Regions from separate parts of the Mus musculus genome. Here region 1 is linked to region 2. A link is a loop called in an ENCODE intact Hi-C map of the cell type or tissue named here. Cell type or tissue: left cerebral cortex. All regions are shown on one strand. Each heading gives the region's core, and the rest is flanking DNA. Links, peaks and the distances in the headings are about the cores only.

What was found. A loop is a pair of places that touch in the nucleus more often than their neighbours do. Peaks named below come from ENCODE experiments on the same cell type or tissue, not always from the same donor. Only the 100,000 strongest peaks of a DNase experiment are listed, where the experiment ranks them.
Region 1: a loop joins it to region 2, with 4 times the contacts of the local background. A loop is called at or near these places in 7 of 42 quality-filtered maps.

Annotation. Positions count from the first base shown.
Region 1 is chr5:129,117,628-129,120,542 of GRCm38, forward strand. All of the region lies in intron 4 of Adgrd1 (adhesion G protein-coupled receptor D1), which reads left to right. Among named protein-coding and RNA genes, the nearest start is that of Gm46923, 2.4 kb to the left of the region's middle. In left cerebral cortex, for the core only: no CTCF peak of the experiment used is centred there; DNase peaks (open chromatin) are centred at 1,384 and 1,538; H3K27ac peaks cover 1,009 bases.
Region 2 is chr5:129,062,252-129,065,166 of GRCm38, forward strand. It overlaps Gm38615 (a long non-coding RNA gene), which reads left to right and starts at 1,327. Exons shown (of 3, transcript XR_868544.1): 1 at 1,327-2,233. In left cerebral cortex, for the core only: a CTCF peak has its summit at 1,218 (motif pointing right); a DNase peak (open chromatin) is centred at 1,226; H3K4me3 peaks cover 305 bases; H3K27ac peaks cover 474 bases.

The DNA.
Region 1 (2,915 bases), core at 121-2,620, 55 kb after region 2:
TATCCCCTTGTACCTTCAGGCCTCTTCCCCTCCCTTTCTCACAGGCCCCTTCTGGCTTCTCTACAGACACTCCAAATTAAACACACAAATCTAAGACTTCAAAGCGAGGCTCTGTGTATGAGAGCGAGCACGAGACACTGTGTCTTTCTTTCTACATGGGGGTGACCTCACTTAGTATAATGTTTTCCACTTCCCCCCATTCTCATGTAAATTTCATGATTTCATTCTCTTCTAAAGCGGAATAAAATTCAGTTGTGTAAAGGTACCACCCTCTTATTATTCCTTCAGCAGTTGATAGACAGCCAGGGTAGTTTCATTTTCTGGCTATTGTGTAGAGAGGAACAGTGAACATCACTATACAAGTATCTCTGTGATAGGATATATATATATATATATATATATATATATATATATATATATATATTCATGGGTGATATGATTGGGTGGTAAGATCCTATTTTTAGCTTTATGAGAAACTGTGGAACAATTTTAAATGTTCAAGTGTCAAGGTCTTGATGTTTGTTAACCTACAGTTTGAGCTGGTCCCCAGTTCAAATGACTATCAAAACACATCAGGCTGGGTGTTTCTCTCTCTCTCTCTCTCTCTCTCTCTCTCTCTCTTTCTCTCTCTCTCTCTCTCCATCTTGCTTTCTTTCAAGACAAGAATTACAAGAATTCACCCCACACCTGATTTTATACAAACTCAGGGCTTCATACACACTAGGCCAACACTCTACCAATTCAGACACATACCGAACTCCGACCATCAGCTTCAGGGAGCCAGCTATGTTCCTCCAGTTACCGTTTCCCCCACTACATAGAGCACCCATGTGCAGAAGCTCAGAGTGGGAAGGAACTCTCTGGGAATCTGGGCTTCTACCTGCAGACCTGGGTCTCTGTTCGTGCTTCACTTACTTGACAAGAGCCTCTGCCTTAGCCCTGCGGTCCCTGTGTGGCAGCTCCTCCACAGGACTTGGTGATTGATGGTAGAATATTGTCACATTTCCTTTCTAGTCTCTGGCACTGTCGGGGACTCTGTCTGGACCACCCCTAGCTCTCTGAGACCTTTACAGTGTTCAACACAAAGCGTCACTCACAGTGCATTTAGTGAGCAGACACAGCTGGTCTGGATGCCTCCTGGATGCTTCTGTCTAACTCAGCGCATCCTCAACAAGGGGCTGTAGAAAGATTAGGATTTACCGATGCTAACAGGGGCAAAATACGGAACCAATGTGCTGTGTTATGCTTATTTCTTTCCCCTTCAGACTTCCTTCTCTGTGTTGATGATCTAAGCTTTTGACAGGTGCTCTTGTGGGCACATTGTGAATCTTTCCACACCACGGAGACACAGACTGATATTTCAATGAGGGCTCCGGCAGACAGGAGTCATTACTTTGCAGGTTGGCTGAGCTAAAATAAGCGGCTTCACCAGCAGAGTTCACGGCCCGCTTTTTCCTCGTCCCGGTTCAACACTATCCTGAATTTTTAATTTTTATTCTTATTACCTAACACCGTATTGAATTTTTCATTTTTATTTCTCTTCCTGGGCAGAGGCACATTTGGCAGAGACAGCATCATTTTGAGTTGAGCGAAAGGAATTTTTTTTTGTAAGCAGCCACATTTTTTTTTCCTTTGAGGGGCGGGGAGCTGGGAGGAAGGACTTCCATGAATCCTGCTGGGGATACACTTCACAACAAAAATTTCACAATGTGCCTTGTTCATTTCCATATAAAACTGCTTGTTTCTGAGGGCAGTGAGGTGGATGGGGGAGGGGCAGGGTACCACCCGAGCTTTCTGATGGAGAAAGCTCAGGAGGGAGAGATGTAATTCCCCTCCTCCAAACAGAGCTAGGGTGGCCTGGACCACACCATCCCTCAAACCTCTGCGCTGCCTCTCAGCATCACCCTATACTAGTGGCTGAGGTCTATCTGTATCTATAGACAAATTAGATATATAGATATATTAGATAGAAAGATAGATAGGTTATAGATAGATAGATCTATAGATCTATATAATGATAGATAGATAGATATATAATTTAATTAAAAAAAAAACTTCAACTCTGGGGTTAATCCCATGGCCAGCATCCTGGGCAAGTGCTCTATCACTGGTCAACATTTTCCACCTTCTTCTTACTTTTCTTTTGAGAGACAGGATCTCATTAAGTTGCCTAGGATGGTCTTGAACTCGCTTGAGCTTGTGATCTTCCTGCCTCAGCCTCCCAAGTACCTGAGTTGATAGACCTGCACCACCATGTTTGACTGGCTTTATTTATTTCTCCATTTTTCATGTACATGTATGTGTGCGTGTTTACATCTCTCTGTGTGTGTATGTGTGTGTATTGTGTGTGTGTGTGGGGTGTGTGTGTGTATGTGTGTGTGTAGGAGTGTGGGTATGGGTGTGGGTGTGGGTATATAGAGGCCTGAGGTTGATATTAGGAATCTTCAGTTGCTCTTCAACTTTATTTCTTGAGACAAGGTCTCTCAATCAAATCCAGAGCTTATGGATATGGTTTGTCTTGCTAGTCCCCTGCTCTGGGGACTCTCTGTCTCAGCACTCTGAGGATGAAATTACAGTCAGGCTGCCTTGGCCAGGCATTTATGTGGGTCTATAGAGATCCAAATTCCAGAAGTCACACTTGCCCGACAAATGCTTGAACCTCTGAGCCATCTCCTGGATCTTGATTTTCAGGTTTGAATCCACCCAGAGCAATTCTGCGTTCTTACCGGTGCTGCATGTCACATTGACACGTATATGCTGAGGACAAACCAGAGCAGGGAAAATGGAAATCTGTCATCCCAAACATTCGTCATTCACTCATCATTTCTCGGGAGCATTCAAAATCTTGAGATTCCTCTTGGATAGAAAAAAATAAAATAAAATGGAGGAATTCCAAGCTTTATTCCCAAGGCTTG
Region 2 (2,915 bases), core at 116-2,615:
TATGTAGGTACCAGCTATCGAGGATGAAGCTAAAATGACATTATGTGGGCTGGGTCACATTAGACCAAGCCATTCACTTACCATCCACACTGTTGGGAACTCTGGAATGCCTATTCCAAGCTATGTCCTGAAATGATATCCTAAGCTTTGGCAAATGGATTCTACAGAGGCCCCACTAGGAAAAGGGCTAGTGAGGCTCAACTGGAGGAGGATGGCTTTGCAGTGGTACCCAAGCCTCACATCCACTACAGCAGCTCAGATGATGCCAAGCAGCAGACACACCAGGCAAGCTGGGAAGTCGTCTGGCCAAGGTGGCTTCTGAACGTCAGAGCCTGGTTAAACGAGTTTACTCTAGGGGGGTGGGGGTGGGGTGTTCTAAAATCTTAGGGATACTTACTGGGTCTTTGGAGGACAAGATGGTGGCCTAAGACCAAGGCACAGCCGTGGATGCTGCTTGCTTTGTTTATACAGGCTATTGGCAGGTGAGCCGTAGTGGCCTTCCAAACGTTGATGCATGTGTGCTCGAGTCTCTGAGATCTTGTCACAGAGCAGTTATGATGTGACTTGGTGGATCTGGGTGAGTCTGAGAGTGTATTGCCAGCACACGATTGATACTGGCTCTGTAGTTCTTGGGTCATATGATTGTAACAAAGGCTCTGCACATGATGTGTCCCAAATAGCGGCCTCTGAGGGATGGCCACTATAAACTCTGCTCTCCCTTTGGCCTTTTCTCTCCATCATTAGCCCAAGGAAACCAAGTGTCCCCAGGATGGTAGCTTACATATTTCTCTAAGTCATAAACTCCTTCACCCACTAGGTGACCTCAACTATTGGCTGAGGGTAGGAGATTAAGAAAATAGCACGTCCCCTTGTTGTCACAGTCTGTCACTGTAGTTTGCGAGGTAATCACACAGCCTGCCAGTCTGATGCTAAACGCTGTGTGGACAGGAAACACAGCACAGGGCAGGATGCCAGTCAGCTCTAGAAGTTAGGATTGAAATTCTGGGTGGAGGAAGCTTGCCGAAAGAATGTCAGCTGGTGGGGAGAGGGACCTTCGGCAAATAAGGGCGGCAGGACTGAATGTCTGGATCGCTAAGGAAGGAGAAAAATAAGGAGGTGAGTCTGAGGAAGGGCGAAGATGGGGTGCCCCCTTGCTCGGGCTGTTCTACAGAAAACAGCGAGTACTGGGGAGCCAGCTAGTAAGCGCGAATTTACAGAGAATGTCCACCAGGGGGCAGCAGAGCAGAGGGATCAGAGGTTCTGTCACAGAATTCTAGAATGGGGGAGGAGGCGTTGACGGGGTAAGGGTGACGGGGGTGGGGTTTGGAGTCGGGAGACAGGACTCGCGGGGGTGGGAACCACAACACGGGACCCCAACAGGCACTCCACAATTGTCTTTTTATCTCAACTGCCCTCTGGTACTCTTTCTGGATGGCAAGTTCCCAGGACAGTGTGGTCCTAAGAGATGCTCACCCGGCCTCATTCTTGGGACCTCTGTATAGCAGTTCCGGGTAGCCACCCCCCTCATGAACTGTTGAGGGGCCCTGGCAGATGCACGGGAGGTTTTCCAGATGGCAGAGGTGCTTAAACCCTGCATTATCTGCGAGGAAGGCTGGTGGAGTGGTCTGGAGGACAGGTGGACAGCCGTATTCAGTGTGCGGGGGTTGGTCCTACCTCGAAGGCATGACCAGCCTGCAGATTCTTCTGTGGATCTCCCACCGTCTTGGCATTTGGAGAAGAGGGCTCATGGCGGAGTGGGCAGGAGGCCGTTCTCAGGTGTGGAAAGGCTACTCCAGCTGTCTGGTTTGCAATCATTAAGTGTGAATTAGGACAGAGCAAAAGCTCTTTCCTTCCTTCACAGCTCCCACCACCCCTCCCCCGCCCCCGTTTGTTTAGATGGAGACATGGTGGAAAAAAAAAAAAAAAGACTCCAGCAGAGACTCCAGCATCCTGTGATGCACTGAACGCTAGCCGGTGTCCACGGAGGTCCGGTGACTCGGTATGCACAATGCCACACACTTGGAAACTGGAAACACATCTACATGGCCCTGTGCAGCAACTACAGGGACCAATGGAGGCCACACTTCTCTCTCCTGTCACGGACTTCAGCTCCCAGGAGCAACCCAGGAACCACCAGAAATGCCAGCCGGCCGGGATGTCAAGCCCTTTCAACAGGTCCCTGATCGATGTTCCTGCCAGAGTAGCTGCTTGTGGCTGTCCCTGTGGCCTATGTGTAAGGCTCTTTGGGGCTGACACACTGCAATTCTTTTTTTTTTTTTTTTTTTCCTGACTTTCTTTTCATTTTGAGCACAGGTGTGCTGACGTGGCCCGGTGGGATGACGTGGTTGGTGAATGGAAGGTGACTAGAACACATGTTGGGGACTTGTGTGCTGACCTGTAAATACTTCCTTCACATGACTGATTACACACTCTCTCCTTGCCTTAGTGTGTGTGTGTGTGAGTATGTGTGTGTGTGTGAGTGTGTGTGTGTATGTGTGTGTGTATATGTGTGAGTATGTGTGTGTGTGTGTATGTGTGTGTGTAGGTCAGATGTCAATGTGGGGAGTCTTTCTTAATTGCTCTCCAGAGTAGTATTATTACTACTATGACTTTTAAAGGACTTTAATCTTTTATTTTACCTTATTTTATTTTGAAAACTTTTAAAACTATGTGTATTGATGTTTTGCCTGCCTGAGGCCATCAGATCCCTTGGAGCTGGAGTTACAGACAGCTGTGAGCTGCCATGTGGGTGCTGGGAATTGAGCTCCGTTCCTCTGGGAGAGCAGCCAGTGTTCTTAACTGCGGAGCCATCTCTCCAGGCCCTTATTTTATTATTTTCAATTACGGACATGTATGTGGGTTTGTGTGCTTACATGAGTGCAGGCGTGCCTGCGGAGGCCAGAGGGTGTCAAACC